Linked DNA regions of Homo sapiens: region 1 is linked to region 2. The links are chromatin contacts, found by Hi-C or POLR2A ChIA-PET in ENCODE. All regions are on one chromosome and are shown on one strand. Each heading gives the region's core, a stretch centred on a gene start or an enhancer-like site at or near the end of the contact. The rest is flanking DNA. Distances are from core to core; before and after follow the strand shown. Region 1 overlaps BICD1 (BICD cargo adaptor 1). Region 2 overlaps BICD1 (BICD cargo adaptor 1).

Region 1 (6,050 bases), core at 1,241-3,740, 37 kb before region 2:
CGGTCTCACTGTATTGCCCAGGCTGCTCTTGAACTCCTGGGCTCAAGCAATCCTCTGGCCTTGGCCTCCCAAAGTGCTAGGATTATATGTGTGAGCCACTGCACCTGGCCATATGTTGTTATTGAGGTAATATTCTTTTGAAATGCAATAAAAATAAACCTCCTCAAACAATCTCTTGGTCATGAAGGCCCACGGGTGACAGGGATGTCTCCTCTGAGCCGACATGCCTCCTTGGGATCCTTTCCATGGCACTTATCACATGCCACCTTTTAAGAAACATTTTATCTCCACAAGTACACTGTAATCTCCTTAGAGAAAGTAAGTACTTTTTTATCCACCTCATTGCTCCTCATAGTGCTTCAGTGTTCCTTCATGGTGTTTAAAACAGAATTCTGCTGTTCAATGTGCATTTGCTGAATAAAGAACTATGGAGAATGAAAAAATAAAGTAGAAAAAGTAAAATAAAGTCATCATGATATTAGATGCTAATACAAACTATGTGCTTAGTTTCATATTTATTTTAGCATATATATTAGTTTGAACTTGAATTTTAAAAAATATTTTAAAAACTGAAGAATAGGGAACATTGACCAGTATCATCATCATATATTTCTCTTTCTCCCCCAACTTCCCTTTATATAATCTCAATGCAATGGTTTGTCTCGCAAAGGTTAGGGTAGAGATTTAGTTGGGATGTAGCCTGGCTGATGTAACAGACACCTAAGCAAGAGTGACTTAGTCAAGATGGAACTTTTTCTATTTTTTTTTTTTTGAGACGGAGTCTCGCTCTGTCGCCCAGGCTGGAGTGCAGTGGCGTGATCTCGGCTCACTGCAAGCTCTACCTCCTGGTTGACGCCATTCTCCTGCCTCAGCCTCCTGAGTAGCTGGGACTACAAGTGCCCGTCACCACGCCTGGCTAATTTTTTTGTATTTTTAGTAGAGACAGGGTTTCACCATGTTAGCTAGGATGATTTCAATCTCCTGACCTTGTGATCCACCCACCTCAGCCTCCCAAAGTGCTGGGATTACAGGCGTGAGCCACCACGCCCAGCCAGAGGTTTTTCTCTTATGTAACAGTATGGAGGTAGACAGGAGGAGATTCCTCATGGAATCTCTGCTCCATGAGGTCATCCAGGAGCCAGGCTCTTCCTCTGTTGTTGTACAGCCTTCTAGTCTAGACCATACTATCTCAGGTGGCTTGCCATTTGATCATGTTCTAAGCGGTGGCACAAAATAAGGAGCACACTGTCTCCCTTTAAGGACATTAAAAGTTACCCACATCACTTGTTATATATCATTGGCTGGTACTAGTCTTATGCCATTTGGCTGCGAGGAGGAGTGAAGAATGTAGCCTTTACTCTGGGCAGCACTGGGCCCAGGAAAAAACTGAGAAATACACCGTCAGAAGGGAACAATGAAAGCTGATGGTAAACCAGCACTCACTGGTCACCGAAACACTGTGGTGCTCTAATAGGATGCAACTCATAAAGACATATGTATAGCAGATGTTTCTAACAATGCCAGTTGTATATGTGAATATGGATAGTGTTATTTCAGTGAAAGAATGTGCTCACCACACTATGGTGTGTGAAATGCATTATGAGGACTGGGCACGGTGGCTCAGGCCTGTAATCTCAGCACCTGTAATCTCAGGCCTGTAATCTCGGTGAATTGCTTGAGCACAGGAGTTTGAGACCAGCCTGGGCAACATAATGAAACCCTCTCTCTACAAAAAATAAGAAAATTAGCCAGGTGTGGTGGCGTGCACCTATAGTCCCAGCTATTCGGGAGGATGAGGTGGGAGGATCACTCGGGCCCAGGGAGGTCAAGGCTGCAGTGAGCCCTGATGGTGTCACTGCACTCCAATCTGGGTGGCAGAGTGAGGCCCTGTCTTGAGGGAAAAAAAAAAAAAAAGAAATACATTATGTACAAAAGATGCCTCTAAGGCAAAAAAAAAAAAAAAAATGGTCATTGGAATTTCAACATGTCCCTGATAGAATTACTCAAAAGAGTCAATATTGGAGACCATTATTTATAATATCCATTATTTAGAATGAAAACTAGAAAGTGCTAATTGTTCTACCATGAATATGCATTTGAATAAATATAACAAAAAATTAACAAATCTATCAATGGCATACTACCAATAACTGTCTTCTAATCAAGTAGGAGTTTCTGGGTTACATATCAACTACATTACTTAAGATTATGAGTACTTCATGGGAGAAAAATTGCACTTTGGGAAAAATGATAACTGGGCACTATAAATAGCATGTTACAAACATGATGGCATGGAAATGAAATATACTTTTCACAACTCCAAGGAGTTATTACCTGGCCTGGGACACCTAATAACTTGACAGGCCCTGGCTATCTACTACCTGCTCAAAGGCATGTGTCCCTGTAGTTTGCATTCTGTACTCTAGTGGGCTCCCCAGGCTGGTGTGTGCTCCCGTGTCCCTTCCACCAATTCAGACATCAAATGATTTAAAGCAGAGATCACAAGGGGTGCCCATAGACCATCGAGCCTATAGATGTGCTTTATTTGGCTTGTAACACGTTATAAAACTTTTGGAATTGATTGCCAATATTTAGAAAACTGATGATTTCACAAACATTTGAAAACTTCTGATTTCTTTTTTAAAAAAATCAAAAGTTCGGGCTGGGCTCAGTGGCTCACGCCTGTAATCCCAGCACTTTGGGAGGCTGAGGCGGGCGGATCACGAGGTCAGGAGATCAAGACCATCCTAGCTAACACAGTGAAACCCCGTCTCTACTAAAAATACAAAAAATTAGTGGGGCGTGGTGGCAGGTGCATGTAGTCCCAGCTACTCAGAAGGCTGAGGCAGGAGAATGGCGTGAACCCAGGAAGCAGAGGTTGCAGTGAGCCGAGATCGCGCCACTGCACTCCAGCCTGGGCGACAGAGCAAGACTCCGTCTAAAAATAAGTAAATAAAAATAAATAAATAATTCAGGCAACACTGGGCCCACCTTCACAGAGCACAAAAATCACCTGTAAGTGAGCACTGGCTGTTCCTTTTCCATCTACTTTTTCTTTTGTTTGTTTGTTTGTGACAGGGTCTTGCTCTGTTGCCCAGGCTAGAGTACAGTGGCTTGATCACAGCTCACTACAGCCTTGATCTCCCAGTCTCAATCAATCCTCCCACCTCAGCCTCCTGGGTAGCTGGGATTGCAGGCGCATACCTCCATGCTTGGCTTTTTTTTTCTTTTTGTAGAGACAAGGTTTTGTACCATGTTGCCCAGGCTGGTCTCAAACTCCTGGACCGAAGCAATCCTTCCACCTCAGCCTCCCGAAGTGCTGGGATTACAGGCGTGAGCCACTGCACTCGGCCTCTACTTTTTGTTTACATCTTGTACTTAATGCTATTTATAAGCTGCTTGTGGTCATTTGAGTTCACTGCTCCTGCCCTGTGACTGACTCTCTCCAACCTTTTCCACCGAGCAAACAACCTTTCCCACACTAAAGCATCCAGTCACCTTTCCTTTATACTTGCTGACTGACTGCATTTCAACTAGGTTGTTACTTCAAGCAAAAACATGCATTTTTTACTTTATCTCTGGTAGTGAAATGAAAGGTTCATTCTCTGATTATAGGAATCTCAATTTGTTAGCCAGGAAGCAGGGGGAAACTGAGGATGAAGTGTGGAGGAAGAGAGGAATCCAGAAACGCATGCTCAACATGATTTACTGCTTTGCAGGTGACTTGGGATGAAGGAGTATGGAAATCAGAAGGGCCTTTACCTCCTTATGAAAGGAGAAGCAAGGATTGCCCTCAGTGTGGTTATAAGAAAGGCAACTTGGAAATTGCTTCAGACAGCAGTGTGTTTCCTTGTGTCATGGTTTCTTTCAGGCCTGCTTAAATACTGTAAAGTTGGGCCGGGCGCAGTGACTCGCGCCTGTAATCCCAGCACTTTGGGAGGCTGGGGTGGGTGGATCATGAGGTCAGGAGATCAAGACCATACTGGCTAACACAGTGAAACCCTGTCTCTACTAAAAATACAAAAAAAAAAAATTTAGCTGGGCATGGTGGTGGGTGCCTGTAGTCCCAGCTACTCAGGAGGCTGAGGCAGGAGAATGGCGTGAACCCGGGAGGCAGAGCTTGCAGTGAGCCAGGATTGCTTCCACTGCACTCCAGCCTGGGCAAAAGAGCTGGACTCTGTCTCCAAAAAAAAAAAAAAAAAAAAAAAAAAAAATACTGTAAAGTCATCTTCCTCTCAACCCTTTCCTTTTCTTTCCCTGGACAACATAGGACACCTCTTGCCAACCTTTCCTAGTATTTCAACCAACCCTCTGACTGCCCCAGATTATGTGATAAGCTTATATTTGCAGACATTACTTTAGTTTGCATTGTAGACCTGTTTTGCTGCAATCTTTGTTAAACTGATGGCCTAGACCAGAGGTTGTCCAATAATAGTATGTCCTGGCTGGGCACGGTGGCTCATGCCTGTAATCCCAGCACTTTGGGAGGCCGAGGCAGGAGGATCATGAGGTCAGGAGATCGAGATCATCCTGACTAACACGGTGAAACACCGTCTCTACTAAAAAATACAAGAAAATTAGCCAGGCATGGTGGCGGGTGCCTGTAGTCCCAGCTACTTGGGAGGCTGAGGCAGGAGAATGGCGTGAACCCGGGAGGCAGAGCTTGCAGTGAGCTGAGATCGCACCATTGCACTCCAGCCTGGGCGACAGAGCGAGCCTCTGTCTCAAAAAAAAAAAAATAGTATGTCCTCCGGAGCAAATCCAGCCCACCACCTATTTTCGTGTAGACAGTTCTATTGGAACACACTCCCATGTATTTGTTTACATGTTGTCTATGGCTGCTTCTACCAGAGCAGAGCTGGGTAGTCGCAAGAGAGATCATGTGACCTATGAAACCTAAGATACTTACTATCTGGCCCTTCACAGAAAAAGTTTGCTAACTCTGGTCTTGACTTGAAGACATTAATTTAGTTTGCACTGCAGAGTTTAAAATTCAGTAGTATTTATTCAATTGATGGCCTAGACTTCCTGTAAGACCCGATCTCTTGCTATGTCACCCAGGCAGGAGTCCAGTGGCACAATCATGGCTCATTGGAGCCTCAACCTCCTGGACTCAAGTCATCCTCTCGCCTCATTTTTTAAATTGTTTTTTTGTAGAGACGAGGTCTCACTATGTTGCCCAAGCTGGTTTCAAACTCAAGTGATCCTCGTGACTTGGCCTCCTAAAGTGTTGGGATTACAGGTGTGAGCCACCGTGCCTGGCCCTGATCTCTTTCTGTCTGGGCAGCTTCACTCACACCACTCACTCAAATGTGGTACAAGCTCCTACTATTCACCCAGCTGTTTCATGTTTCTCCGCCTGGGAAAAGGCTGTCATCTGGAAAACTCTTATTCCTCTTTTAACACCTAAGTTAAGAATCTCATCCTAACTGAAGTCTTTGGTGCCCACTGAGGCAAACTCATCACTCCTTTCTGTGCCGTTGTTGTAAGGCTGCACCATGTGATTAGAGCCCCAGCAAAGCAGAGGAAGCAAGAAACGGAACAAGAAGGTGCTTAAAAACTGGTGTTTGATATTTTAAAGACAACATCAAAGCAGTCACCATAGGAAAAATAAGTGCTTTATTAGGATTCCTTATGGCAACTTCATAGTTTAATAACTTTATTTTTAACTACATGACGGTCAAGGTTAGATATCATAATCCTTTCAGAGCTTAGGAACTCTAAAGATCTTAATCTATCCCTGTGTTGCCAAACCTAACATGTGGCTTTAATATTCATTTACACAAATTGCTAGGAGTCCCTATTGGGACTACAAGCTCTTTGAGCCAGTGACTGTATCTTTTGTCTCTAAAAAGTACATGATCTCATAGAGAGATACCCCTGAAATACCGGTTAAATGAAATAAAACAACTGAATACATTTCCTAGGTCTTTTATGATATTACCTTATGATATTCTTTTTTTTTTTTTTTTTTTGAGATGGAGTTTCACTCTTGTTGCCCAGGCTGGAGTGCAATGGCATGATCTCGGCTCACTGCAATCTCTGCCTCC
Region 2 (6,228 bases), core at 700-3,199:
AGACACATAGTAGTATCAGGTGTGTGATCTTTCGATTGCATGGTAACACCTATCAGAGAGCATTTACCAAGGAAGAGACACTAAACAATGAGATAGACAGAATGATGTGCATGACATGTCAGCCTCTGTCATCAGCCACTCCTGTGCTGGCACCATGGAACCATGAGCGTAATGGGGACTGTCAGTACATAACAGAAGTCAAACCTCAGAGCCAGGGTTCTGGGGGCAGGGCTCTAATTCCCACAAGGAGGAATGGTTTCTTACTAGAATGTGACTGAGGTATTATTCATTAACTTCGTGCTCATTCTAAATTTTTTTTTTTTTTTTGAGACAGAGTCTCATTCTATTGCCCAGGCTAGAGTGCGGTGACGTGATCTTGGCTCACTGCAACCTCCATCTCCTGGGTTCAAGTGATTCTTCTGCCTCAGCCTCCCGAGTAGCTGGGATTATAGGCATGCACCACCACGCCTGGCTATTTTTTTATATTTTTGGTAGAGACAGGGTTTCACCATGTTGGCCAGGCTGGTCTCGAACTCCTGACCTCAAGTGATCCACCCGCCTTGGCCTCCCAAAGTGCTGGGGCTCATTCTAAATTCTATCTTAGCTGTCATTATCTTCCATTTGAGACCATGCATTTTGCCAAAATAACTTTTAGATGATGCGGTTTAAGATGATTTTTTGGCAGTTTGCTTTTAGATGATGTTGTGGCAGCTCACATGAAGGAGTTTCCAAGAGTTAGGTCCTAATTAAAGAGGAAATGAATTTTTAGAATGTGGCCTGTTATCATATTTCCAGCACTATTACTGATAGTCGCTATATTGAAAAGGAAAGCCCCTGTTACATAATTGACAATGACCACATTTTAGTAAAATTTGAAATTTCCAGAAAATATAATTTCTAGTGTTTCTAAGACAAGAAAATTCTCCAGTAGATACAATGCATCTTTCTGATGAAATGACTCCCGTTCCCCTCCTTCCACCATTGCTGCAGGTTTCTATTAAAATAGACAGTCTATGTATGATAGAACTACAGGGCTATGACCTAGGAAGAGGAAGTGACTGCACAGAAATGACCTAAATAGAAATCGTGTCTGTGCTTAGATGAGGAAGTCTGTATATATCACTATTAAAAGTTTAAACAAATTTGTGAGAAGCAATGAAAGTCTCTATAGACTATGGATATAAAAATGGATGCACAAATAAATGGAGAGAGATGACACGCTTATTCATCATGCTGCCTAACAAGCCGTGAGACAGATGTGTAATTGGGGCAGAGAACAGTGTACATTCTTTATACTTTAGAATTCTCTTCTCCATTCTAATTTATGTAAGCTGGAAGTGAAGATAGAAGAGTCTGTTCTTGAGTTAAACTGCCGACCAAGACTGAAAATTTGTCCAGCAGAAGCTCTTCAACACAGAAAAATTATACTGTAATTTTCTTTTCTTTTTGTCTTTTTTTTTTTTTTTAAATAGGATCTCGCTGTGTCACCTAGGCTGAATGCAGTGGCACAATTATAGCTCACTGTAACCGCGAACTCTTGGGCTCAAGGGATTGATCATCCTGCCTCAGCTTCCCAAGTAGCTGAGACTAGAGGCATGCGACACTGTGCCTAATTTTTACTTTTTTTTTTTTTTTTTCTGTAGAAACGGGGTCTCACTATGTTTCCCAGGCTGATCTTAAAATCTTGGCCTCAAGGGATCCTCCCGCCTCAGCCTCCCAAAGTTCTGGGATTACAGGTGTGAGCCATCGTGCCCAACCCTGTAATTCTTAACAAAAGAACCAACTGAATTGATGTGAAAGTCTTAGTTTATAGTTACCTTATACATTTTTCTCCTTTAACCAAGACATTCGCATGGGAACTGCTTCTAGCCATGATGAAGTAAGAAAGGACTTAGCTTTTTATTGTGAGCAATTAGAGAACTGAACGAAGTACAGGAAGCAGCTGTTTTCAGACTGAACACGAGGCCTTGTAAGACTAATCTCTGTTAGAGGGGAAACAGATGGGATGAGCATGAGAAACACCTGGGCCTTCTGCTTGGAGGCAATGTATAAACTGCAAGTGCAAGAAGGGGAAACCCAGAGACCCCAGAGGCCTCGTGGAGGTAAGGAGAGGGGGCTCTGAGTTCAGAAGGCTAAGGCAGCTGGAAGTTGCAGAGTAGAATTCTGGAAAGGAGCGACCAGCACAGAAAAATAACTCCAGGAATCTGCATAAGGATTTGCTTAAGCCCTTTCTGTGTACAAGGTCGCACATGCCTATTCTGCAAAACATCACGCAAAATGCAGCAGTTACAAAGAAACAGGACAAGGTCTCTGCCTCTTAGGGGCTAAAATATAGTGAAGAATTTCACACTGGTAATAATTTCCTTTTTGCTCTGACATCTTAAAAATTCTATTTAGGCTGGGCATGGTGGCTCACACCTGTAATCCCAGCATTTTGGGAGGCCAAGGTAGGTGGATCACTTGAGGTTAGGAGTTTGAGACCAGCCTGGCCAACAATGGTGAAACCCCATCTCTACTAAAAATACAAAAATTAGGAGGGTGTGGTGGCACGTGCCTGTAGTCCCAGCTACTTGGGAGGCTGAGGCAGGAGAATTGCTTGGACCCAGGAGGCAGAGGTTGCAGTGAGCTGACATCATGCCACTGCACTCCAGCCTGGGCGACACAGCAAGACACTGTCTTAAAAAAAAAATTCTATTTAATTTCTAAAAACATTTTTTACTGTAACAAATGTTAGAATGTTATCAATTCTATATGTATTTTTTATGGAGAAGGTATTGTAAACATATAGCCAATCATTCATTCCTTTTAGTAGTTCAACAAATACTCACTGAGTGCACACAATATGCAAGAAATTGTGTAGATGCCGGGATTTTAAAAAGGATAGGATCTTGCCTCTTCCTCAGAGTTTATAATTTAGTTGAGGAGATATACTTAAGAGCTAATAACAATATTTAAGATTTATTGAATCCGTACATGCAAGTAATGTTCTAAGTATTTAGTACATAATAATTCATTTACTCCTCACAACAGCATTGTGAGATAGGTATTAATATCACAATTTTATAGACAAATAAATTGAAGCACACAGAGATTATGTAAATTTGCTTAATGATTTGCATTCTGTAAGTGGCAGAGCCAGGATCTGAAGCCTTGCAATCTGACTCTAAAACAGCTGCTATTAAATATTAGTGTATGGTGCTTTAAAAAATGAACTACTCTACTTGCAGATGTTTTGTGGTAAAAAAAATTTTAAAGAATTTTTTAATGAACTACTACTCATCAAGCATTTATTGGAGGCCCTACCCATGCAAAGCACTCTGCTAGACAGCAAGACTTAAATACGTGTAGAACAATCCCTCGCTTCAAGAAAACTATAGTCCGCATATGATTAACTTAAAATGATTATTATGGATTAATATTTGAAAACATCCATAATATATCACATGACTCCTGCAGGAAAAATATGCATTCTGAGTCTCAATTTACTTATGAATGAACTTTTGGAGTACCTTATTGCCAGGTGAGAACTGGCTCTATGATGTGTTGCAAATAATTATTTAGCATGCATTCTTTTATTTGTTAATACTTGAAACATGTTCTCACATTCTTTTCTGTAATACTTTTTTTTTTTTTTTCTTTTTGGGATGGAGTCTCACTGTCACCCAGGCTGGAGTGCAGTGGCGTGATCTTGGCTCACTGCAACCTCTGCCTCCCGGGCTCAACCAGTTCTCTGCCTCAGCCTCCCGAGTAGCTGGGATTACAGGTGCCCACCACCACACCTGGCCAATTTTTGTATTTTTAGTACAGGCAGGGTTTCACCATCTTGGCGAGAGTGGTCTTGAACTCCTGACCTCGTGATCCACCCGCCTCGGCCTCCCAAAGTGCTGGGATTATAGGCGTGAGCCACCATGCCTGGCCTTTTCTTATTTTAAAATGTTCACCAATCATGAAATAGAAGTCCTTTGGTGCTGTATGGTCACCCATTGTCTCAGTTTCCTAGGGCTGCTGTTATAAATTACCACAAACTTAGTGGCTTTTTTGTTTGATTTTGAGACCGGCTCTCACTCTGTTGCCCAGGCTGGAGTGCAGTGGCCAGATCATAGCTCACTACAGCCTTGGCTGCCCGGGCTCAGGTGATCCTCTCTCCGAAGTAGCTGGGACTACAGGCGTGCACCACCACACCTGGCTAATTTTTTTTTTTTCAATAGAGACGAGATTTCACCATGTTGGCCAGGCTGGTCTCAAACTCCTGAGCTCAAGCGATCCGCCCACCTTGGCCTTTCAAAGTGCTGGGATTACAGGCGTGAGCCACCACTCACAGCCTAAATTTGGTGGTTTAAACAGCAGAGTTTGTTCTCTCACAGTTCTGGAGGCCAGACACTTGAAATTAAGGTGCTGGCAGGGGCCATGCACCTTCAGAAAGCTCCTGCTTCTGGTGCCCCTGGCATTCCTTGTCTTATGGCAGCAGAATTCCAATCTCTGTCTCTGTCTTCACATGGCCACCTTCTCCTTTGCTGTCTCTTATAAGGATACTTGTCATTGGCTTTAAGGCTCACTGTAACCCAGGAGATGGACTCATCTCTAGATCCTTATCTTAATTACATTGGCAAAGACCCTTATTCCAAATAAGTCACATTCTGAGGGACCAAGGGTTAGTATGTGTGGAGCTCTGTGGTGTATCTTTTGGGGGCCACTATGCAATCTACTATACTCACCTTATTTATTCTTATTTTTTGTCATTTTGCTAATGTGAAGGGTGGCAGGTGTCTGAAAGGAACGGATGGTGAAGACATCAGGGAGGGACTTGCTAGTACCAGGGATGGGGCTGGAGAAGGAAATGGGAGACTGAATAGGGAAAGCAGGAAGTAGAAGACTCAGATTATAGAGTAGCCAAGGACTCTCCAATTTCAGGCTCAGATGTAGACACAAGATCAAGAGCAGAGTGGCCAAAAAAAGAGACAGAATTAAGAAAAAGCCAATGTCAAGGCAATGGGGAGGGTTTGAAGACAGTGCTCACGGATTCTGGTAATGAGCTGCATTTGCACTGTGATAAAAGTTTAAGGACATTTATAGGTAATGCACATAAAGCATATAACAAGCATAAATAACCTTGTTATATAAACCCACGACTTAAAATGGGGTCACGTTTAATAGTAACAACCCATATATTACTGGGTCTTGCCCCTGTCAGGTACTGTAACATCTCTATCCAAGTATGCACTCACCTCACCCCACAATTATTTCTGAGAGCTCCCATGAGTTGTCTTCCTGGACTCACAAACATGGCCTGTCAAGGCATTCGCCATTTCCTTCCTCTCCTGCTTCAACCCTTTCTGGTAAAATCCACTTTTGGGTCTCTGCTGCCCCCTAACTGGCACAAGGGGGCCTCACTACTGTCTCTGATGGCCCCAGTGAGCTCCTTTCTGCCAAGTTCCACCAGGCCTTGCTACCTGATTTTGCTGGGTACACCTGCTGCCAACACCACTTCAGTAGTAGAATCTCTTCCAGGAAACAACACCACAAAGGTGGTGGAATCCTCCAGCATCAAAATGGCACTGGTCCTCAAAATGCAATTCACTGAATTCCATGAAAATATGACAATACGGTTTTCCTTCCCTATAATATCACCTTTTTCCACTGGAGTTTATAGCAATGCTGCTTGTGTCTTAGTGGGCGGCAGACTTTCACTTATTGTCTTCACATCCCCATACACTGTCCCTACAATGTGATGCAGACATCCATTCTATATGCATACGAACACCAGTGAGAGCCCACAAAGACCTGAGCAGAAGGGCACATCCAACTGACCAACAAGCACTAAGCCGGAACAGCCCTAGGGCAATTGATGAATTTCTGGGTCAAGGGAAGAAAAGAAGAAATAGGAAGGGTAAAACACAGGAAGAGGTAATTACTATTCATCGTCTGTGCATCTAGGAGAAATTTTTGTAAGTTTTGGATGAGTTCCCTAGCACAGGGTCTGGCACATGGGTCATCCATAAGTATTTGTTAAATGATCAGTGAGATGGAGGAATCAATCCTGTGAAATCATGAGCTTGGGCCTCCTTCGGTAACAAAGTCCCCATGACCATCCTCATCATCTGAGAACTCTCCTTCCTGTACAACAGGACTCACTTTCATTTGCCCTTGATTGCCTAGCCCAGTCAGGAAACTGAGATTCTCCGAATCAGTGGCATATTCGCCTACAAGGCTATTTTTATTGAAATAGGA

Evidence for each region. A loop is a pair of places that touch in the nucleus more often than their neighbours do. ChIA-PET counts read pairs that join two places held with the same protein, here RNA polymerase II (POLR2A). Pooled maps may share reads with other maps.
Region 1: a map of OCI-LY7 shows a loop between it and region 2 (5-fold over the local background). The contact joins two enhancer-like sites. A Hi-C loop is called at or near these places in 10 of 168 maps with a recorded cell type or tissue (B cell, Caco-2, GM12878 and 7 more), 27 of 37 single-sample maps with no recorded cell type and 12 of 50 pooled maps. POLR2A ChIA-PET finds 5 or more read pairs at or near these places in 8 of 52 experiments (A673, B cell, BJ and 5 more).

The regions. Positions count from the first base shown.
Region 1 is chr12:32,298,796-32,304,845 of GRCh38, reverse strand. The region is part of intron 3 of BICD1 (BICD cargo adaptor 1); the gene reads right to left. Among named protein-coding and RNA genes, the nearest start is that of FGD4, 98 kb to the left of the region's middle. Within about 2 kb of position 2,490, at least 4 of the 41 ENCODE cell types and tissues checked have a DNase peak (open chromatin) inside an H3K27ac peak, as active enhancers do; they include B cell and OCI-LY7, where a contact is called at or near this core.
Region 2 is chr12:32,260,957-32,267,184 of GRCh38, reverse strand. The region is part of intron 2 of BICD1 (BICD cargo adaptor 1); the gene reads right to left. Among named protein-coding and RNA genes, the nearest start is that of FGD4, 140 kb to the left of the region's middle. RefSeq lists enhancers at 972-1,081, 1,996-2,045, 2,086-2,135. Within about 2 kb of position 1,949, at least 6 of the 41 ENCODE cell types and tissues checked have a DNase peak (open chromatin) inside an H3K27ac peak, as active enhancers do; they include B cell and OCI-LY7, where a contact is called at or near this core.